Linked DNA regions of Homo sapiens: region 1 is linked to region 2. A link is a contact called in ENCODE Hi-C or POLR2A ChIA-PET data. All regions are on one chromosome and are shown on one strand. The core of a region is the stretch at or near the end of the contact, and the rest is flanking DNA. Distances in the headings are between cores, read along the strand shown.

What was found. A loop is a pair of places that touch in the nucleus more often than their neighbours do. ChIA-PET counts read pairs that join two places held with the same protein, here RNA polymerase II (POLR2A). Pooled maps may share reads with other maps.
Region 1: a loop to region 2 is called in a map of endothelial cell of umbilical vein, with 9 times the contacts of the local background. The contact joins the enhancer-like site here to the promoter of CASP4 in region 2. A Hi-C loop is called at or near these places in 3 of 168 maps with a recorded cell type or tissue (IMR-90, endothelial cell of umbilical vein and mammary epithelial cell) and 3 of 50 pooled maps. POLR2A ChIA-PET finds 5 or more read pairs at or near these places in 1 of 52 experiments (T-cell).

Annotation. Positions count from the first base shown.
Region 1 is chr11:105,241,385-105,247,526 of GRCh38, reverse strand. The region is part of intron 4 of LOC105369468 (a long non-coding RNA gene); the gene reads left to right. Among named protein-coding and RNA genes, the nearest start is that of CARD18, 100 kb to the right of the region's middle. Within about 2 kb of position 2,911, at least 2 of the 41 ENCODE cell types and tissues checked have a DNase peak (open chromatin) inside an H3K27ac peak, as active enhancers do; they include endothelial cell of umbilical vein, where a contact is called at or near this core.
Region 2 is chr11:104,965,206-104,971,304 of GRCh38, reverse strand. CASP4 (caspase 4) reads left to right here and starts at 2,731. Exons shown (of 9, transcript NM_001225.4): 1 at 2,731-2,786. The coding sequence starts at 2,780. LOC124902813 (a long non-coding RNA gene) reads right to left here. Exons shown (of 2, transcript XR_007062986.1): 1 at 3,145-6,099; 2 at 2,725-3,020. RefSeq lists an enhancer at 1,732-2,931.

The sequences.
Region 1 (6,142 bases), core at 1,662-4,161, 280 kb before region 2:
ATGGGCTTCATGGGTAAAACAATAAAGGGCTATGACCTTTATACAGGAAATGTAAAACTTTACTGAGAAGTTTTCTTTAAAGTACATCACTTTAACTGCCCTCAAAGAGTTTAAGCAAGGTCTGTTATTTTGTTTATCGTTCTAGGTGTAAAGTGAAATAACTTTGATTTAGAGAGTCTGTACTGGGAGAATTTTCATATATATGAAACTTAACTTCGGAAAAGTCAAATATGATGCACTAAATGACTCCAAGTGTAACTCGTAGGAGGAATTTCTCAAATAACTTTAAGTATGATTTATACGTATCATATATATTTGTTTCATAATAGTGTTCATTTTATTTGTTTCTTCATTCCCTGTGGTTATAAAGGGAGATATGAGGTCACAGTGGGTCAAGCGTTTTATAGATGATTTGACAACAACTGTTCAATACCAGGAAAATAAACAGAAGTTGAAATCGTACATGTATTCATAATTAAAGTCATACTTCAGCAAGCTGGCTTTAAATATACAACATATAATTCTTTTAAATCAGACTCTCTGAATCCATGACCGCCATGTCTTCATGAAGCTGTCCTTCCTCAATCCCCATCTGTTTTAAGGGTTCCACCCATGTTCTTCCTTAGCACCCTGAGTATTTACTCTATTTACCTATTTGTCATGCTAAATTATGGCATAATAAATAAGGCAACCAATTCTTGATGTCTTATTATGTTCTAGTGCTGGGCTAAGTAAAATACTATATATACCATATTATTAAATCCCTAAGACAAACAAATATCTGCGTTAGATTTTATTATCTCCATTGTATACCAAATGAAACCTTCTTTGAGAAATTAAGAATCTTGTACAAGGTCACATGGCTAGGAAATTCTGAAAATGGGATTAAACATGGGATTAAATCCCATGTCGGATCGGTTTTACTTTAAAGCCTCCTACTTCCATTTATTTGTCTACCTTTCTATTATATTGCAAATTTTTACGAGGTCAAAGGACTTAGACTTTTATCAGAGAAATTTCTGCCACTGTCCCTGAAAGATGAAAAAAAAAGTGTAAAGACCAGCAATTAGAATTTTAAAAAATCTATTCCAGTGATTCTGCACTCTTAGAAATAGACGACACCTTCCTTGCAGTCTTATATTCAAGGAAGCTAATTTTCCTTATCTATTTGAAAACTAAAGACACTGATATGCCACAGTGAATATAAGATAAGAATGCCACAGACTTTATAATTAGCATCCATTCTTCACAGAGGATAAGCAGGATTAAAGTCTAGTTAACAAAATGAATTATATTTCCTGAATGCTTGTAATTTAAATCTATGTGGTTGAGTTGTTTTTACAAGAAGCAAGAAGCAAGTAGGTAACTCCACAGGCAGCTGGTAGAAGGCACCGAAGCTAGATCTATACAACTACATGCCCTTGGGTGTTTTAACCAAACTCTTCAGCTAACCTCTTGGATTACACTATTTTAAACAGATCAAGGCAGTGGGAACTGTACATTTGGAAGAAATAATTGCTATCTAAACTATACATGGTTGGACTGCATTCATTCAGGCTTTGTGGAACATTTATTTGTGCACATTTTAGCAAGTTGCTCAACTTTCTGTGATTTATTGTTTTCACTTACTGAATGGGTGTAGAGTAATAACTATGGTCATCTTAGAAGTTTATCTGCATTAAGTAAACCTCCTACCAACACGGTAAGGTAGCGACTAATTATTTTTCTCATTTTACAAATGAAAAAAAGAGGTACAGTGAAATAAAGTAGTATCGAACGTGACAGACCTCATAAACAATGGAGTTTGGAACCAATGCCAGTTTACCAGACAAGGTATGCTTAACTACCACAGACAGCCACCATAATTACACTATTTCAAAGGTTTCTGTGGGATAAAAAAGTAGTTTCCAAGAAATACTGATGTCTGGCTTCCAACCCCTGTGCATTCTGTTTCATTGGTATGAAGTGTAACTCAGGCTTTGGGATTTTTCAAAGCTCCCCAGGTGATTTTCAGGTTCAAAGTTTGAACCCAATGGTATAAACACTTTAGCAGAGAGCATGACACACAAAGTGAAGGTGATAAATATCATCTCTATTAATACTCCTATTATTATTAATGGTATCATTAGAAACTGGTATGAAAGCAAAACAGGTGAATTATTTTTTAAATGACAAAATATAAGGCAAGGACAAAACAAAATGAAACAACAAATTAAGTGGTATGTGGCCACCATCTTTTCCTGTTAAAAAGATAAATTTTAAAATTGCTTTGTGTAAAAGATAAACTAAAGAAAAGTGGATGCTGACAAAATAAACCAATGAAACAGTAATAGACCTGAAACTTGGCTTTTAGTTGAGTTCTACTGGATTCTGTTTTCTGGTTTGAGTCAGAGAAAATCCACTTTGGAGCTTCCCATTTAGCTGGCTATACAGGGACAAAGCCTAAAATATTTATCAGGAATACAACCATTTCTCACATGGTTCATATTTTTCATGAGATTTTGAAGTTTTCTGTAGTGATTACTGAGTCACTTATAGCTTTGCACAGAAGAAAATTTGCATTCAAGGAGCTCAGGCAATATTCAGCAGTTTCCTATCATTATAACTGTCTATAATATTTCTAAACTGTCCCACCTGTAGAAATGGATATAGACTTTTTTGATCTCTCAATATTTATTTCAGCCTTATGATTCTGTTGATAAGATTATACATTAGCAAAACCTAATGCTTAGAATGAATATACAACTGAGGTACTAGACACAATTTCAAGTTACAGTGAGTTTCTCTCTGTCTCTAGTTTTTCATCCTTCAGCTGTGGCTTGCTTTAGGCAAAGGACATGTGGTTACTAATTTTAGTTTGTCATTACTTGAGTTTCCTAAGGTCAGCTAGCTGTGGTGACTGGAAGGAAATGCATGCGTGCGTGAGTGTATTAGTCAGAACAAGGGAATTATTTTTACATCAATCTGCAGCCTTTGTTTACTTGTCCTAGGGATGACGTAAAAATATTTTCATACAATCTATTAAATTTAACTTACTTTTACATTTAATGTTTCAAAACTCTGTACATAAAGTAAAAATAATATTGACAGTTTTTACTGTGAAGAAAGAGTGAAAACATTAATATATTTTGCCTTTTTCCCTCTCTCTCTGAGTCCCTATGACAGCTGAAGGGTATATCTAGCCTAATGCTGAAGCTACTGAATTTATTTTCAGGATATTTTAATGCTGTCAGAATATATACAACTACAAAAATACAACTAACTCTATTATCGTAAGTACCATGATTGACATTTCTGTCCACAAAAAGGTACATTATGTGTCCATAATGTATTAGACAGAACAAATCTATAAATTTCCTATGCAATTTTGTCATGAACAATATATGACCTAAAAACTAGGTTTCTTCAATTTGTTACAGTAAATGGATTCTAGCAAATCAGAATTTTCAGAGCATGAATATAATCAATTCTAGCTTAGCTATTCTGGTTTAGAAAAGTCAGCTCAATTATTTCCAGTCTTTTAGACATCTCCTAACAAGAGAGCATTTGGTTATTTAAACAGCATCACAATAAATTGTGTATATTATATTACCTGGAAAGTATATTTTTAATATCTGATTCTATACACACATATATAGAGTCAGATATACCATACAAAATAATTTAATTTTCCATATGCAGAAGAAGCACATCAGTAGAAAAGCCAATGATATTTTGCTCTTTTACATGTTATGTACATGTTACGAAAAATAACTTTCTCCTTTGAATTCATTGTTAGGACTTTGTACAGTGCTGCCAATTACTTTCAAATGTGAGAGAGGATATATATCTAGTTGGAATTCAACTGTAATTTAGCCTATAAAATACGATCTTACAAATAAACATTAATTGTTGCTGTTTCCACCAGGCTGTAGTTTTCTAAACCATTAATTGACTTCCTAGTCACCAATTGATTTTTGTGATTTACAAAATTAAAAATAGGCCAGGTGTGGTGGCTCATGCCTGAAATCCCAGCACTTTGGGAGGCCAAAGCAAGAGGTTTGCTTGAGGCCAGGACTTGGAGACCAGCCTGGACAATGTAGTGAGATCGCATCTGTACAAAAAATACGAAAATTAGCCTGGTGCTGTGGCTCATGCCTGTAGTCCCAGCTACTTCGGGAGATTGAGGTGGGAGGATTGCTTGAGCCCTGGAGTTGGAGATTACATTGAGCCATGATCCTGCAACTGCACTCCAGTCTGGGAGACAGAGTGAGACTCTATCTCTAATGAATGAATGAATGAACAAATGAATAAAAATTTACAATGAATAAAGTAGTAGCATATTTTTCCTTATGTTCTGTGTTTACAGAGTCTGATCTTTAATTTGCCAAGTTTGATCTATATTTATATTAAAATGACTTTTCTTTCTACCAAAGAAAATCTAGCAGAACAATCTTAAAGAGACTCTACCAATTACGAAATAAGTTTTAGTCATTATTCTAAGAGTGATTTGCTATTTGACCTAGCAAGAACATTAGTAATTCTGGTAGAACGTGGTTCTGATAATCTTCAAGAAGACATAGATGGCCCATTTGTCTTCATGCTTTTCCCTAGCTCAAAGTACCTGGGGTCCGTTCCTGAGTGCTGTCAGCCTATCTCACTTTCCTTTATATACTATGCACTTAATCTCAGGCCATGTACCAATGGTAACTGCTATGCTTGCTGACCTCTACAGTGGGAAATTACCAAGTCGGAACCTCTTTCAATTCCCAAAAGCTCTCCTTGTTTTCTTAGTCATTCTAGTATTATCTCACATCAGTGGATTTACTCCTTCAGGAACATGCATATAGGAACCGCCAACCAAAGAGAGGCATTTCACTAGGCACATGAAGAAAGGGGATATTAAAAGTGAAACAACCATATTGGATCAATCACCTGAAACTTTTATTTTAAAGGTCAAATAAGTGTTGAGGAAATTGGGATAGTCTTGGAAGGGCTAGGAAAGAAAATTAAGGGTACACACAGAACCTTTCCAGAGTAGGACGTATTTTATAGGAGAGTTAGTTTTGTTCAAGTGTAGCATAAATTGGAAGCCACCTTGACCCCCAACTATTTAGCAAAATGGCTGGGCTTTGGGAATATTGGCTGAGCATGTATGTGTCAAGCAAAAAAGACACAAACTGAGAGACCAGGTATGAGAAAACATGATGTATTGTACTGACATCTAGGTAAACCAAATCATTTTATCAATGTACAAGCATCTATAGAAAGTGTAGTATCTGTTTTTAACAGAGACATCAAGTAGCAGTGACTAAAACAACTGTCTCATTGTGGCCTCCAGTCCACTCTTAACCAAATACAGATGTGTCCCCAGCTCCCTTCTCTTCCATCCCTATCTACACAGTACATATTCCCAGTGGTCCACCATCACAACCATTTGCTTGTCAATACCTCCAAATCCCTTTCTTTTTTCTACATCCATCGGAGTCACAGGGAATGGCTGTAGGTATATTATCTCACAAACTTGCTTATGGTATCCACTTGAGTTATTTTTTAAAATACTTTTTTTGTTATTTTAATTGATGAATCATAATTATATACATTTATTGCATACAATGTGATGTTTTATCTTGATATCTATACATGCAGTATAGAATAAACAAATCAAGCTAATTAACATATCTTACCTTTCTGGTCATTTTTTTTTGTGGCAAGATATTTGAATTTTATTCTCTTGGTTACTTTGAAATACACAATACATTATTATTGGGAACTCAATACTTCCTAACAATTCTACTATTTCTTTAGTGTGTTTACTCTCTTCCCTTTTGGAAACAACTGTTTTATACCTAGTTTTATTTCGTCAAACCAGTAGCATGGTATCCCAATTCATTCTGGCCTGAAAACCTAATCTTACACTTCATTGATAAAATGGAAGTTAATGGAAACAAACAAAACAACAACAACAACAACAAAAACGCTACCTCATCTTCTCTTCACCAAAGCCTGCACTTCTGTTAAGAGGAATGAAGCGTTCCTGCCCTATCATAGTGCAGTCCCTCTTCCTTCAGTTCTTGGCTTCATTTTTTTCTATCTCCTGGACTCACCCTTAACATGCATTCTTTTCTTCTGCATTTCAACAAATCCTGATCTACTTGATATT
Region 2 (6,099 bases), core at 1,482-3,981:
TTATATTCTTCTGGGTGTATACCCAGTAATGGTATTTCTTGGTCAAATGGTATTTCTGTTCTAAATGACTCACCACACACTCTTCCACAATCATTGACCTAATTTACATTCTCACCAACAGTGTCTCTTGAATACAGCACACTGATGAGTCCTGTCTTTTTGTCCAGCTTGCCATTGTGTGTCTTTTAATTGGGGAATTTGGCCCATTTATTTTAAGGTTAATATTGGTATGTGTGAATTTGATTCTGTCATCATGATGTTGCCTGGTTAATTTTGCAGACTTGTTAATGTAGTTGCTTCATAGTGTCATGGGCCTGTGTATTTTAGTGTGTTTTTATAGTGGCTGCTAACAGATTTTCCTTTCCATGACTACTGTTTCCTACAGGATGTCTTTCAAGGCAAGCCTGGTGGTGACAAAATCCCTCAGCATTTGCTTGTCTGAAAAGGATTTTATTTCTCCTTCACTTATGAAGCTTAGTTTGGCCAGACATTAAATTCTGGGTTGGAAATTATTTTCTTTATTAATGTTGAATATTGGTCTCCAGTCTTTTCTGGCTTGTAGGATTTCTGCTGAGAATTCCACTGCTAGTCTGATGGGCTTCCCTCTGTAGGTGACCTGGCCTCTCTCTCTGGCTGCCCTTAACATTTTTTCCTTTCATTTCAACCTTGGAGAATCTGACGATTATGTGTCTTGGGATTGATCTTCTTGTGGAGTATCTTACTGGGACTGTCTGAATTTCCTGAATTTGAATGTTGACCTGTCTTGCTAGGTTGGGGATGTTCTCCTGGATGATATCCTGAAGTGTGTTTTTTGACTTGGCTCCATTCTCCACATCTCTTTCAGGTACTTCAATCAGTCATAGGTTTGGTCTTTTTACATAGTCCCATAGTTCTGGAAGGTATTGTTCATTGCTTTTTATTTTTTTCTGTAATCTTTTCTACCTGCCTTATTTTAGCAAGATAGTCTTCAAGCTCTGATACTCTTTCTTCTGCCTGGTTGATTTGGCTATTGATACTTGTGTTTGAATCATGAAGCTCTCACGCTGTGTTTCTCAGCTCCATCATGTCATTTGTATTCCTCTCTAAACTGGTTATTCTAATTAACAGTTCCTGTAATCTTTTATCACGGTTCTTAGCTTCTTTGCCTTGGGTTAGAATATAATCCTTTAGCTCAGCAAAGTTTGTCATTACACACTTTCTGATACCTACTTCTGTCAGTTCATCCATCTCAGCTTCAGCCCTGTTTTGTGCCCTTGCTGGAGAAGTGTTGAAATCATTTGAGGAGAAAAGGCATTCCAGCTTTTGGAATTTTCAGCGGTTTTGCGTTGGTTTTTCGTCATCTTTGTGGATTTATCTACCTTTAATCTTTAAAGCTGTTGACCTTTGGATGGGATTTTTGTAGGGTCTTTTTTGTTGATGCTGTGTTATTGTTGTTTTATTTTTTTTTGTTTTTCTTCCAACATTCAGGCCCTTCCTCTGCAGGTCTGCTGCAGTGTGCTGAGGATCTACTCCAGACACTGTTCACCTATGTATCACCAATGGAGGCTGCAGAACAGCAAAGAGTGCTGCCTCCTCCTTCCTCCGGAAGCTTCTTCCCAGAGGATCACTGACCTGACGCCTGTTGGAACTCTCCTGTATGAGGTGTCTGGCAACCCCTGTTGAATGGTCTAACCCAGTCAGGAGGCCCAGGATCAGGAACTCACTTAAGGAAAGAGTCTGGCTATCCCTTAGCAGAGATGGTGCACTGGGCTGGGGGAATCCCCCTTGTCTGGATCGCTGATACTCTTCAGAGCCAGCAGGCAGGAAAGATTAAGTTGGCTGAACCTGAGACCGCAGCTGCCCCTCTCCGCAGGTGCTCTGTACCAGGGAAATGAGAGCTCTGTCTGTAAACTCTAGGTGGAGTTGCTGAAATTCCTGCAAGCATTTCTTGCCGGGAGAGGAGGGATGGATCCCGGTCCCACCTAAAGAAGCAGTCTGGCCATGATCTGCCACAGCGGCTGTGCTGCACTGTGAAGACTGCTGCCCAGTCCAATCTGCCCAGCCTCCCTAGCACTGGTAGGGAAAAACCGCTGACTAGAGCTGCAGTAATGGCAGTCGCCCCTCCCCTGGGGAACTCGGTCATCTCTGGCGTACTCCAGGCTGCTATGCTGGCTAGTGGGGATTCTAATCCAGCGGATCTAAGCTTGCAGGCTTCTGTGAGAATGGACCTGCTGCAAGGCCATTTTGCTCCCTGGCTTCAGCCCCCTTTCCATGGGAGTGGACGGGACTCCTGCCTCACTAGAGTTCCGGGAGCTGCTGGACTATGTAAAAACTCCTGCAGCTCAGTGCCTGCCCAAAAAGCTGGAAATATGAACTATTGGGTTAATTCTTATCAGGAAATGAAAAAGAGTTGTTAGATTAAACTTCTTCAGTCATTGTCGTTCTTTGTAATCAGAGAAAGAAAAACTGAGAGATCAGGAAGAGAAGAGACAGATGGATAGAAGAAGTTTGGGTGGCCACAGGAAACAAGAAAAGAAACAAGCTGAGGTGTCAACCCACAGGATAATATTTTGTCATTTTCATTTTTTTCCCCCAAGTCAGAAACTAAATTCCAGTAATTGGATGCCAATTTGCTGATGACAAGGCACTTCCTGATAATGAGTCTGGAATTCTGAGCAGCAGTTTCACAATCTGTAATTACACGTTTCCGCCCTTTGCAATAAGGAAATACATAGTTTACTTTCATTTTTGACTCTGAGGCTCTTTCCAACGCTGTAAAAAAGGACAGAGGCTGTTCCCTATGGCAGGTGAGTCCTTTTCTGACTAGGAGTTTGGGAGTAGGAACTTAGAAAACACTTGATTTATTGCTCTGAAATAAACACAAGAAAGGAAGTGAGCCGATAGCACACATGTTGAATTCCTTTTCTTACTGATTGTGTGTAGTTTGAATCATGGGACCTGGTGTTAGAGATATTGACGGAGGTCATATGTTTTCCAGATGTCTTTGAGCCAGAAAGAAGTTAATTCCTTTCTTTCAGCTTCTGGTAATCAAAGGGAGGGTAAAGAAAGCCAGAGGAAGTTATTTGTGTGAGACAATTCTAGAAGTTTCGAAATGCACTCTGAAATCTTTCTTTTGATTCCAAATTAATTGCCCAGATCACAAACCTTTTTCGCAGAATCAGATCTGAGAGCCTCTGAATTGTTATCTTCTTCGACATCTCTTATTGTGAATTACATTCTTGGTCTGTTTAAAGTGATTCAATTTTTTCCTCTTTCTCGTTGGTCCTGATACTGACTACTTTAATATAATATTTCATGGGTTAATATCACAGTTGTTTTGTTTTGCCGTTGTTATTGTTTTTAACTGGTATCCTTCCCTCCAGGACTTAACTCTCCAATCCATTCTGCACACAACTTTTAGGTCACCTGTCTTATACACAGAAGCTGAAAAAGCCTAAGGGATAGAGTTACTTAGGCAGCTAGTATTCCAGCAGGTCATAACGCTTCTTTGGCTTCATTCTCCTCACAGGAAAAGGAAGAAATTGGACTAGATCAGTGAATTCTAAACCTTATAACATATCGCAGCAATCTGTAGTCATATAAAAAAAGTCAGATGACTACCCCCTTCCTCACCGCGAATAGCTCAATCTTAAATACCCTGCAGGCATTTATTACCTTTGAAGATCGTCACATAATTCTTATGAAACTGACTTGACATAGGTTTGTTCTATTAGGAAAGTTGACCAGTTAGTTAACACTCTCTGCTTATCTGCTAGTGATCTATTAATGTAATTAACTTTGCTCAGGGACATACAGTGGCTCCCTATTGCCTTTTCTCTTTTTTACTATCTGAACTTTCAGACAATTTTTTCTACCTTTTGAAACATGTGTATCCAGTTTTTCCATTAATCTTTGTAAAGCATGATTTCAACTTCATAAAAAAATACTGTATTTACTTCACTCATATTACCTTGTTGTTGTTTCTTTACTCCTTTGATTCTCCCTATAGAACAATTCTCTCCGGGGTTTATGTCTAACTTCACAACATTTAACTTAAGCTCTGGAATCAAGGGATCATTAGATAAAGATAGGGTAAATTGAAAGCCACTAGTCAAAAACAAGTCGTGGTTTGATAATTATAAACAACCAAATGTAGACAGCTATTATTACCTTAAACTCTTGAGGAATTGTATCCTGTAATGTGTTTAAGCATTACATCACTTTGCCTGGAACCAAAACTGTGGTCCTGATAAGTTTTTTCCTCTAATTGATTCCTGCCATTTTTATTATCACTGCAGCTTTCATTCAGTGATTATTATAATAACAAAAAATAATCTATAGTAACCATTTCTTTAAAAAATACTTACCATATGATAGCTAATTCATGCACTCTCTCTGATTTAATATTTAACATCAATCAATACAGTTGTGCTATTATTTCCATATTGTAGTTGAAGGGGATACTTAGAGAATGCCTCCAAAATATGCTTTAGGTCAAAAGTCTGTTGAGAGGAGTGGTCTCAGGTTGGCATGACTCTCAAACTCTGCCATTAATCTAACTTTCTGCAAACATCTTCAAATACTTGCCCTGTCTCTGATCACTGCCACTTCAGTCCTGGCCTCACATTTCTATTCCTTCTAAAGCCCAGCTCTCCCAGTTTTCTGGTTACACGAGACACCCTCAAGCCTTTGTGCTTTTTTCCTTACTGCTCTCTGCCAAAAGACCAGCTCCTAGTTTTCCAGGGGACAAATTCCTACCAGTCCTTCAGGTCTCAGTGCCAAGCCCTCCCTTCTCTGGACAGCTGTACCTGAGACACACTTTGCTTATGCTTTTCTTGAGCTTCTGCTAATTATTTACATTCTTATAATATTTTTCATTTTACTTATTTGCATATGTATTTTTCCACTTGACTGCAAACTTCAAAGTGTACAGACATGCTGCCAAAGTGGTACCCCCAATAACAGCAGAGTAAGTTTCAAGAATTTATGCTCATTAAATATACCTGAATGGATAGGGGAATGAACATGCCTTCCTTCTGTTGAAATATCCAACATGCAACTATCATCTATTAAATGAAATCAAACTTACCTGGTTTGCTATTAAGAATTTGTAATCACCAGGTGGGTTCACCTTGCCCACTGCTTAGACAGAGCCAATTTATCAAGACAGGGGAATTGCAATGGCGTAAGAGTAATTCACGCAGATCCGGCTGTTCTGGAGAGGGTAGTGTTATTATTACTTAAATCAGTCTCCCCGAGCATTCAGAAATAAGAACGTTTAAAGATAATTTGGCAGCTAGGGGCTTGGGAAGTAGGAAGTGCTGATTACTCAGGTGGGAGATGGAATCATAGGGTGTCAAAGTGAGGTTTTCTTGCTGTGTTCTCTTCCTGGGTGTGATGGCAGAACTGGTTGGGTTAGATTACTGGTTTGGGTGGTGTCAGCTGATCCATTGAGTGCAGCGTCTGAAAAATATCTTAAGTGCTGATATTAGATTTTATAAAGTGATATTATCCCTGGGAGCACAATGGGGACATTCCAATTCTAGGAGCCAGAGGCTGCATGTCCCTTACATTGTAATTTTTAGTCTTGTAGCTAATTTGTTAGTCCTGCAAAGGGAGACTGGACCCCAGGCAAGAAGAGGGTCTTTTCGAGAAAAGGCTGTTACCGGTTTTGTTTCAGTCAAACCATGAACTGAATTCCTTCCCAAAGTCAGTTCGGCCTATGCCCAGGAATGAATAAGAACAGCTTAAGGGATAGAAGCAAGATAGAGTTGGTTAGGTCTTATTTCTTTCACTGTCGTAATTACCTCAGTTATAATATTGCAAAGGCAGTTTCAATCCCTCTGTTTGGGTTTTCTAATAGCTTAATCTTAAGGTGTAGGCTATGAAGATGGGAAAAGGCTGTCGATCACTCTGGCTTCTTCCTGCTGACAGGAGACATAGTGGAAATTAGAGTGAACCCCAAGGTGAGAAGAATGTAACCACTTTGCAACTGTCTGAGCATACTCATGCAGGACTGGCTGGGCTTCCAATGCTTGCAATGCAAAAACATTAGTACTCTCCTCTGTAGTTTTGCTATAATATTTAAGCCAACAGCCTCCTGTAAGGTAAATAACAAAT